Linked DNA regions of Homo sapiens: region 1 is linked to region 2. A link is a contact called in ENCODE Hi-C data. All regions are on one chromosome and are shown on one strand. Each heading gives the region's core, a stretch centred on a gene start or an enhancer-like site at or near the end of the contact. The rest is flanking DNA. Distances are from core to core; before and after follow the strand shown.

Region 1 (5,100 bases), core at 1,587-4,086, 340 kb before region 2:
TCTAGGGTTTTTTCTGCTTCCAAAAATTCAGAGTTTTGTGATGACCTTTCCTTCTTAACTGCTATGTGCTGCCCAAGTGGGCCAGTGGCTTCCAGATGGACACCCTGGAGAAGGAATATTTCTGTCTATTACACTTAGTGCAAGTAGCACTAAGCAATGGTTCCGGTTGCTGAACAGGCCTTCCAGGAGCTCACAAAGAGAAGAAGGAAATGGGCAGGTGTGAAAGAGAAACTCCTTGCATTCCTCCTAGTCCTCATTGCTTCTGTTGTTTCTGGTTTAATTTTTATTATTTTTTAAGACAGGGTCTCACTCTGTTGCCCAGGTTGGAGTGCAGTTGTGCCATCACGGCTCACTGCAGCCTCTAACTCCTGGGCTCACGCAATCCTTCCACCTCAGCCTCCTCTGTCGCTGGGACCACAAACATGCATCCATGCTTGGCTTTTTTTTTTTTTTTTTAAAGAAACACTCTTGCTATGTTTCCCAGTCTGGTGCTGAAACCCCGGGCTCAAGTGATCCTCCCACCTTAGCCTCCCAAAGTGCTGGGATTACATGCGTGAACCACCAAGCCCAGTTAGTTTCTGTTTTATGTGTCTGTCTCTGATAGACTGTGTCTTCCATGAAGGTGGGAACTACATCTGTCTTATTCACTGCTGAAGACCCTCAGTGCTTAGCACATGGCCAGCGCATGGCAGGTATTCCAGTCCAGATGTCAGAATACTTGAAGAATCAAGAAACAAGCACAATATTTCCTGTTCAGTTAGAAATCACCGTCATCAGGCGAGGGGCCGGCAACCAAACATAGGTTCTGAGATATTAATATGGGCCATGTAAATTTTCATGGGTCATTATAAGGTTTATTATAATACATTTTATTATGTAGAAAAATAATTAACCACAAGCATCGTGTGTGTGTGTGTGTGTGTGTGTGTGTTTGTGTGTGTGTGTGGTATGGTACCACCTCTTTCTTCTTCCTCCTGTCCTCAGAGGATTCATTAATCCTGCTAGGATAATCCTCATTTGCTGGTGGTGCTGAAAGTGGAATGGAAAGCCAAGAGAGCTGGAAGCATCTATCTGCTCTTCAGTTGGCAGGAAAGGAGGGAAGCTGTCCAATTCCTCTCTTAGGGTATTGCATGGACCTCTCCACTTCTCTTTCGCTTTCCATCTTAAATCACTGACCTCCAAGGAAATGGCTATTCTCAAAGTTGTTCTAAGCAAAGGGTCTCGTGTCTTTAAACTTCAGTTGGAATCTGACTGGCAGCGTCTAGTCACTCTGCTAGACTTTCTAATGACTCAGCCAGCAAGAGCGTGTGGGATTGTAATCTTTGTCCAGAAAGGATAACAAGACCTTTATAGACTCCAAGAGCTTGACGAGAGTTTAGTAATTTTTGGTTTCACAAATGAGAAAACTGAGGCTCAGAGAGGTTACTATATATTCCTCCCTGTGACCCCACTAGAACCTGGGGGTCTCCTGACTAACCACCTAGAATTTCTGTGTTTGTATTAAGCTATTAAACCCAAATCCCAGACTTGGAAGAGACTACGGAAAAATTCAGAAATGATTTTTTAAAAATTCCTCTCTTTGGTCTTTTCAGGCAACTGAGGAAACTCTACTCATATTTTTGTCTTTAAATATGTATTCTCTATGTAGGTCACTCGGCCTCAGAAATTGCATCTCCATTGCTCGAAGAACGGTCAATTCCTATTTGCTTGGGCATAGCAAACAGGAACACAGACATTCTCTCTACCGACGGTGAGAACTTCACATCAGGCTCCTGAATGTTGCTGTAGTTTTCCAGTCTAGCCAGCAGATGACAGCAAACACTTTTGAATGGCTGCTGGGCATTTTACTGTTTTGGCGGTTCAATGCTTACTCCCTCATTCTGAATGTTAGATTTTATTTTTGCAAATGTTACTCCAATAATGATCCTCTTTGGAGGCCCTTAAAATTGGAAATATCTATCAACTCAGGTAATATGGCCCGATAGCAAAAAGGATTTGTTTTCTTAATTAACCTGAAGGTCATATTGATGAAAAATATACTAAAGCCAACACTTATTGGCTGGAACATGACAGCCCACAAATGCCTCCAGCATTCCCTTCAACAATAACATGTGCAAAGCCAAACCAATGCCCTTGTCTTTCAGCACCAGAAACACGGCTCTCTGACCTACAAACAGCATTTGTGTTCTGATTGTCATGTAAGAGAGGCAAGCATTGGTCTCTTCAGCAATTGAATGTTTATAATTGTTCTTAGAAAGCAGCTATTCCACCCACCCCCCACTCAGACATTTAAAAAGCTGACATTGTTACCTTCAAGATAATCTATTATTGTTTTTGGTAGATGTCACGTGAGAACCAAGTTTCCAGAGCAGACTAAATCTCATCGTGTTTGCAACAAAATGCACAAAGCAACTGCTTATATAGAGTTAGCCATTTAACAAGCACCCTAAACAATTTCTTAAGAATGTTATTCATTGAAATAGAGCAAAATGTAGTCACTCCCTTAAAGAAAATGACTTTTGAACATAAAACAGCCCCCTGATGATGGGGTGATAAACCTTGCTATAGGTCAGGTCTCACCAAGTTCCTTCCTTACACTATATGTGTGCTATGGATGTATACAGGAGGATTCTATGACCTCTAAGGTCTCTAGCAATCCTCAGATTTTATGGTTCTAAGATGAGCTACCTAATGGGAAAAAGCTCCTTTCTGGCTCCCTTGGTGATGCAGAAATCGTTCAGCCTTGCAGACATTATAGAGCAAGTCACTGGGCTTGTTCTCCACCGTGTCTTGAGACTTTGCCAAGGAGCTTATTGCCTAACCGAGCCTTTTGCTGAATAATCATTTGCAAAGAGGTTTCAGGAAAATGCTGGTGCAGTGTCACTGGCCAGGCTCTTTCGCAATTGATTTGATTGTTCCCGATCATAAAGAGAGAGAAGCTCTCTTGGGACATGAGAACAGCACACAGAGGTCAGGGCGATTGTGGACTGTCACTGCTTAAAGGGCACTTATAGACCCTCTGAGCTTACGAAATGAGAAAACAGGGTGAGAGAGGGTGAGCAATTTATCCAAGGCCAAAGGTAGTGAAAGAACCAAGGTCCTGTTTGTTCAATAAATATCTCTGGGTGCCAAGAAATATGCTAATTCCTAGGTACATTAAGAGGAGTAAGAGAGGCAGGGCCCCGTGGCTCACACCTGTAATCCCAGCACTTTGAGAGGCCAAGACAGGCAGATCACTTGAGGCTAGGAATTTGAGATCAGCCTAGGCAACACAGTGAAACCTTGTCTCTACAAAAAGTACAAAAATTAACCAGGTGTTGTGGCACACACCTGTAGTTCCAGCTACTAGAGATGCTGAAGTGGGAGGATAGATGGAACCAGGTGTTCGAGGCTGCGGTGAGCCATGATTGTGCCACTGTGCTCCAGACTGGGCTGGAGGAGACCCTACCTCAAACAAACAAACAAAAAAACAACAAAAAGAGGAATAAGAGAGCTCATGTGTTAATTGGGCAATGCTCCCTGGAGGTGTTTTAGGGAGAGATGTATGTAAACACCTGATGTAATCAAATCACATATGTAATGTGATTATGAAATAGTATGTTCCATACTAAAAGTTTGAAAATGGGCCAAGAGAGGGTCTTTGGAAGAAGCGACAGAATGCTGTAATATATTTGGAGAACATGGAGAAATTCTGTATGGCTGAGGTCTGGAAACCATGGAATGAAGAAGCAGAAATTAAGCTGGTGTGGAATCTGAGTAAAGACCCTTGAGTCAAACTAGAATCTAGACATGATCCCCTGGGCAGTGGGGGGCACTGGACATTTTAAAACAGCACAGTGACACAGGAAGTCACTGGGGGCTATGAGGAAGATGGATCTGGAGTGAAGAATAAGATCGAACTGAGGGAGGGCTCAATGGGAGATCTTGATGGGAAATAGAAGAACTTGCTCATAGATTAACGAGAAATGGGGACAGGAAGAAAATCAGGCATGCTTTTTCTGTTTCTAGCTTGGTAGAGTAGGTGGATGTTATGGGTTTAATTATCTCCCTCCTCCTAAAAGCTATGGTACTCACTCCTGGTACCTATGAATGTAACCTTATTTGGAAATAGGGTCATTGCCAGATGTAATAAAGTTAAGATGAAGTCATCCTGATGAAAGTGGGCTCTAAATCCAAAGAGACTGGTGTAAGCCGGGTGTGGTCGCTCACACCTGTAATCATAGCACTTTGGGAGGCCAAGGTGGGTGGATTGCTTGAGCCCAAGAGCTCAAGATCAGCTTGGGCAACATAGCTAAACCCCATCTCTGCAAAAAATACAAAAAATTAGCCAGGTGTGGTGGTGTGCACCTGTAGTCCCAGCTACTTGGGAGGCTGAGGCAGGAGGATCACTTAAGCCCAGGAAGTTGAGGCTGCCATGAGCTGTGATCATACCACCACACTCAGCCTGAGCAACAGAGTGAGACCCTGTCTCAAGAAAACAAAAAACACCAAAACCGACAAAAAACAAGCAAACAAAAACAACCACCAAAATGACACGTTCTTATAAGAAGAGAAGAAACAGACACAGACAAAGACAAAGAAAGAAGATAGTCACATGTTGAGGGAGGCAGAGATTGGCACACGCAGCTGCAAGCCAAGGAATGCCAGCACTGCTGGGAGCTGCCGGAAGCTAGAAGAGGCGTGGAGGCATGGAACAGATTTTGCCTCTGAGCCCTCAGAAGGAACACAACTCTGGTTTTGATTTTGGACTTCTGATTCCAATATCACCTTGATTTGGGACTTCTGGTCTCCTGAACTCTTCAATAAATAAATTTCTGTGAAGTTATCTAGTTACCAGCAGTTTGTTACAGCAGCTCCAGAAAACGAATAGAGTAGGTGATGGTGCCATTCATCCTTGAGGGACTGTGGAAAGCAGGGGGTGGAGGAAATGTTGAAATCAGTGTGCATGATAGAGGTACCCCTTGGACATGTGGTTACTGCACGTGTGGAGCTAGGGAAGAAGGTGAGACTGTCCACTACGGATTAGGAATTATTTGTCTCCAACACAGACAATGGTTGGAGCTGTGGCTGTGAATGTGATCTCAGCGAGAGCACGGGGAG
Region 2 (4,910 bases), core at 435-2,934:
GGCGCGCGGGTTTCATGTGAATGGAATCGTTCTCTTGTGCAATTGCAGCTACAAATCACTCTCGTGATCTAAAGACCTAAAAAAAATGCAATTCTGAATTCTCGGGCACGGTATTTGGAAACTGAGTCCCACCCGAGGCCCCAGCGGCCTAGGGAAGCCAGCCGTCATCGATTCAGTGAGCGCACGAGCGCCTGGATCGTCGGCCACCCGCCATCCCAAGGGCCGCGCTGGGGGAAGAGCGCCACGGCCTCAGAGCCCTCTTGGAGCTCCGAGGCCAGGTTCGGGGGCTTGGACCCAGCGGGCAGGTCCCGCATTTCTCGCTTTTATCTGAAGATTCTGGCAGGTCCCGCCTCCGCTGCCACCTCGACGCCCCTGTCCGGCTCTCAGCGCCGGACCCGCACCGGCCGCGGTGGGCGGGGCAGAGAGAGGGGCAGGGGCGCCCCGGGGCTCCCCGCTGAGTCTTTACCTGTTGCATGGAGAAACGCGTAGTTGACATCCACTTTGGAGCAGCTGCAGGGCTTCTGGTCGCAGGCGCAGGCGGCCTTCCGGGCGGCGGCCCGCGGGGGTTGGCTCCCGCCGCTCTCCGCCGGCTTCTCGGCGTCTCCGTAGAGCAGGGCTGGGTAAGGACACCGAACGCGGGCCTCGTCAATCCTCCGCCGGGCCCGGCTCCCTCGCTCCCGCCTACCCGCAGCCAGGAAACCCCGACTCCGCTGACTGGGATGCGGAGGTGAGAAGACTGCTTGGACCCCGCGGGCCGACCTTGGCCGCCCCGGTCCCTGGGCACTCACCGCACAGTTTGTTTCCGATGCCGCCCGTGAACTTCTGAGCCACTTGGCACCAGGCTCGCGCTGCAAGGAAGAATAGGCAGGCAGACAGCGAGGCAGAAAGAGAACAACAGACGGACGTGTGAAATTTCGTTCTATGTGAAAATCAATCAGTCCGGGGTCCTAGGAGGGGCCGCCTTCCTCCTGGGGGCCGCTCAGGACTCGGTGAGGCCGGCAGGTGCAGAAGGCAAGCGGGAGGCTGGCGGCCCGGGCCAGCCCTCATTTCCTTTATCTGTTTCCCGAGGAGAAGCCCACACCGCTGCCCTTCCAGGTGCCAATCGGCTCAGGCAAATTCCTCTCCCTGCCTACCTTGGACGAGTTTTCCTAAACACTGAAGCTATCCATTTTTTCGCAGACTGTCTTTCTAGATAAAGAAATCTCTCACCTTTCCCATTTTTTTTTTCTATCTTCACGGTCACTCCGTCCCACCCCAGGGTCCAGACACCCGGATCTTAGCAGCGCCCCAGGACCACGGAATTCCATGTCCCCGAGACACCGCGGTCTTTGGGGGGCTCTTCCAACCTTCTGTGGAACGGGCCTGAGACTATTTGGGCGTCTTCCCAGGGTACAAGAGGCTGTAGAGGTCTTGAGCTCTTGGGCCGTCAAGGACTTAGCCCAAAAGCAGGGAGAAGCGCCCGAAGAAGTTTCCTGTTGCAGGTGGAAAAACCTCCTTCGTCTTCTCCGTAGTTCCGCAAACCCCAGACCACCGCAAAACTCGCCCGCCGCAGGCCCCCGTTCTCCTTCCTACCTGTGCCGGGATTCTCGGAATCCCCAGAGCCATCTTCCGACCCGAAAGACCAAAAGCCAGAGCCCGGAGATGCCATCGGCTTTGGAGACTGGAGCAGGTCGCCTGCGAGTGCGAGCTGCGGGCGAGCTGCCTCGGGCTTGGCCCTGCGCGCGCGTGCGTGCCCGTGTGGCGGGAGGAGGGCACCGCGCGGGGACCGGCGGGGCCGAGCGGCGAGGGCGGGTGTCACGCAGGAACAGAAAACGTGCGTGTCTGTGCGTGTGTGTATGCGAGCTGGAGACAGGGTTTAGGGACGTGGCAACCCTTTGGAAGCCGGGGAGCTTTAAAAGAGACCGGGACTACCTAAGGGTCCTCGGAGCCCGGACTCAGGAAAGCGCGGAGAGCCCCAGAGCATTTGAGGGAAAGGGAGCCCAGTGGGGATGAATGAGGGGGCGGCGGAGGAAAAAAACACGAGAGAGGGAGGGAGCTGAGTCGTGAGGATGCGAGGCAGACCATGCACGCCAGCTGGAGTCAGAGTGAGGGGGTGGGAGGCGTGCCAGCGCGTCCTCGGGCGAGCCAGAGGCGGGAAGTGCGGGCGGCCGCTGTCCCGGGTGCTGCCACAGCCGCTGCGCGCCAGCGTCAGCGAGGGGCAGACTGGGGAGACCTCGGCGAGGCGGGAAGCGTGGCCCAGAGGAGTTTTCTGTGTGCATCGATTGGGGTTTTGTTTGAGGTCTGGCTCCAGCTGAGGGGAAGGAAGCGGGGTTCCCGCGCCGTTTTCCTCCAAGCAGGTGCTGAGGTCACTGCGACCTCGAGAGCTCGCGCCCCGGGCGGGCATCAGGCGCCGTTCACGAGCCTGGGGAGGGGACGGCGGGGGAAGGGCTCCTACCCGCTGATGGGCTCATTTCAGCGCCTTGGTAGAACCTGACGCCTGCCTGCTGAACCGCGCCGTACCCGGGGGCGCACCGTTCCTGCGTAGCCAAGGGCTAGATCGCGGGACCCACCGTCCAGGCTCTGAGTGACGGCTGGGGAGAATGACTGCTGATTGAGGCAATTAAAATCCACGCTGGAGTCTACTGAGGACCTCGGGCTGGGGAAAAAAAAATAAAACGAATGGAAACTTCTTGGAAGAGAATGAGGCAGAGCGGCCAGAGTCGGCAGGATTGATGGCGGGTGGGGGATGGAATCAGGGCATTTGGTGACCTTGGCCCGCGGAGGCGTGGAAGCGCCCGCTGCTTGCGTGTAAGGGGGATCTGTGTGCGCCTGGGAGGGGAGAACAGGGTTTCCAACTAAGCAATCTCGGCTTTACAAATCCGAGTAGGAAAGAAGGCATCGCCTGCAGGGCCCTCGTTTTAAGGGGCTTCAAACCAATGCCCCCCCTCGCCCCCAGAGAATCTTCGCGGTAGCGGGTGACCCGGAAGCGCGAGATTGGTTCTCTCTGAGGCGTATTAGGAGGCGGTTTCTCTTTTTCTAATAAAGAAAGGAGGAGAAAGTCAGAATCGTTCTGATGATTTCCTTTCTACAAAAAGCTATTGCAGACAGGGAGGACGCCCTAAGGATTGGGAGCCCTTTGACAGTTTGCGCTGCGTTCTCCTGGCAGTGGAGATGAACTTCAAGTGCACCTCGGAGCTCCGGGGCTCTGGGGGAGACGGAGGGAGGGAGAGAGAGGAAAGGGCTGAGGTCGGCTTCCCGAGGCGGCTGCCTTCCCCGCGCCTGGCCAGAGCGCCTGTCATTTCCATTGTGTTCACAAGTCGTTTTATTTCTCTGACCTCCTGAACCAGCCACCAAAGCTGCTAACAAAGCAGAGACCCGGGGATCCCGTCTGGGCGAGCACCCCTCGACCCTCGCTTAGAAGGGACATCCTGGGGCCCATGCTGGACGCATACAGGCCCAAGTCCTGTGTGCTCGAGCATAACTGTCCCTGGTCAATTCTCTCCACAAAGCGCTGTCTTCTTCTCGCGTGCCTGAGTCCAGGGGTTCCCTGAGGAGTCATGGGATCCACACTATGGCAACTGGGCCCAGGCGCCAGGATGAGAGCAGGAAACCAGTCGGGCGTTGATAGCGTCCTGCCGAAGGCTGGCACTGAGCGTGCTAGGTGAAGTCTGTTCCAGGCTGTGGGAGCCCGGGTGGTCGAAAACTCAGGGCTCAGTTTGGCTCCTCTTTCTTGCTCTCCTGGCTCTGACACTCTAGGTCACCACAATAACAACTCCGGAAACCTAAAGACTTGTGGTTCAGCCATCTGCACTTCAGGCATGGCAGCTCCGCAGCTCTCTCCAGCCTCGCAGAGGCTGGTTCTTTGTTGAAATCCATATCAAATCCTGCAAAGGTTTTCCTTCAAGCCAGCAGTCTAGGGTTGCAGAACTTTTCTACTATGGATGAGTGGTTGAAAACATAAAGGTTCTTAAAAGCAAGCGTTTAAATCACACAAAACCCCCAAAGAAGAAACGGATTAAAACACCTGAATTTAACTGATTTTTTTTTCTTTTTGGTAAAGCAATGGCTTCAAGTGCTACCGTTTAAACTCCATTAAATCCCACAGCTCTGGAGTACTTTGGATCTAATGGTGATATTTACATTTTTTATTTAAACACACCCTACTTCAGATGCAGATGGAGATCTGATTTGTCTTTCCTGAAGGCTGTCCCTCCCTAGACGGTAATTTGCTTTGTAATGACTTTCATTTCACTAAAGAGCCCATTCCCCCTCTCCGGGGCTTGGGGTTGGAGATAACAAAAGAGCTCTGGGAGGTAATAATTACAGTCATTAGTTCACAAAGGAGGCAGCCAGTGAATGGGAAGGGAAGGCGGCCGCTTTGGAAGGCCCTTCCTCAGATGAGGGGCGAGAGACCCAATCCTCCGACTTGTAGGGACAGTTTCCTTAGGTGTCTGGTTTACCAACATATGGGTCTCAGGCTGACCCAAAGAAGAGTGTCTGGCACACATTTTCCTGTGTCCTTCCCGTGCTTAAATGTCAAAGGACAGAGAAAGAAGGGAAGATGGAAAGAAAAAGAGGAAACAACCACGGAAGAACACAAAAATATTGCAACCAAGCATTCACCAAGCCTTTGCCATTCTCTTTTCTATTCTCACTTAAAACATTGGTGCAGGAAAAATTTAGGGAGGGAGTCTGTTGCCTCCCTCCATAAATTCTCCCTACACCAACAGAAATAACAGAAGGGGCTGAGTGCCAGGGCTCTTGTCTTCAGGGGCCACCCAAGAAGGACGCCTAGATTGAAGGGTGGCCAGGCAGAAAAGCTGAGCTTAGCTTACTGCTCCTTACCCCTGGCCCCTGCTCCGCCCTCCCCACAAACCCAGGCCTTCTGGAGGCAAGTGGACAGGCAGCTAGAGGTGGAAGGGGGCCAGGCC

Evidence for each region. A loop is a pair of places that touch in the nucleus more often than their neighbours do. Pooled maps may share reads with other maps.
Region 1: a pooled map shows a loop between it and region 2 (7-fold over the local background). The contact joins the enhancer-like site here to the promoter of GAD2 in region 2. A Hi-C loop is called at or near these places in 5 of 50 pooled maps.

The regions. Positions count from the first base shown.
Region 1 is chr10:26,553,972-26,559,071 of GRCh38, reverse strand. The region is part of intron 11 of APBB1IP (amyloid beta precursor protein binding family B member 1 interacting protein); the gene reads right to left. Among named protein-coding and RNA genes, the nearest start is that of LINC03028, 23 kb to the left of the region's middle. Within about 2 kb of position 2,836, at least 7 of the 41 ENCODE cell types and tissues checked have a DNase peak (open chromatin) inside an H3K27ac peak, as active enhancers do.
Region 2 is chr10:26,213,548-26,218,457 of GRCh38, reverse strand. It overlaps GAD2 (glutamate decarboxylase 2), which reads right to left and starts at 1,684. Exons shown (of 16, transcript NM_001134366.2): 1 at 1,573-1,684; 2 at 789-848; 3 at 467-616. The coding sequence starts at 1,648. RefSeq lists enhancers at 1-360, 2,970-3,536, 3,537-4,102, 4,103-4,670.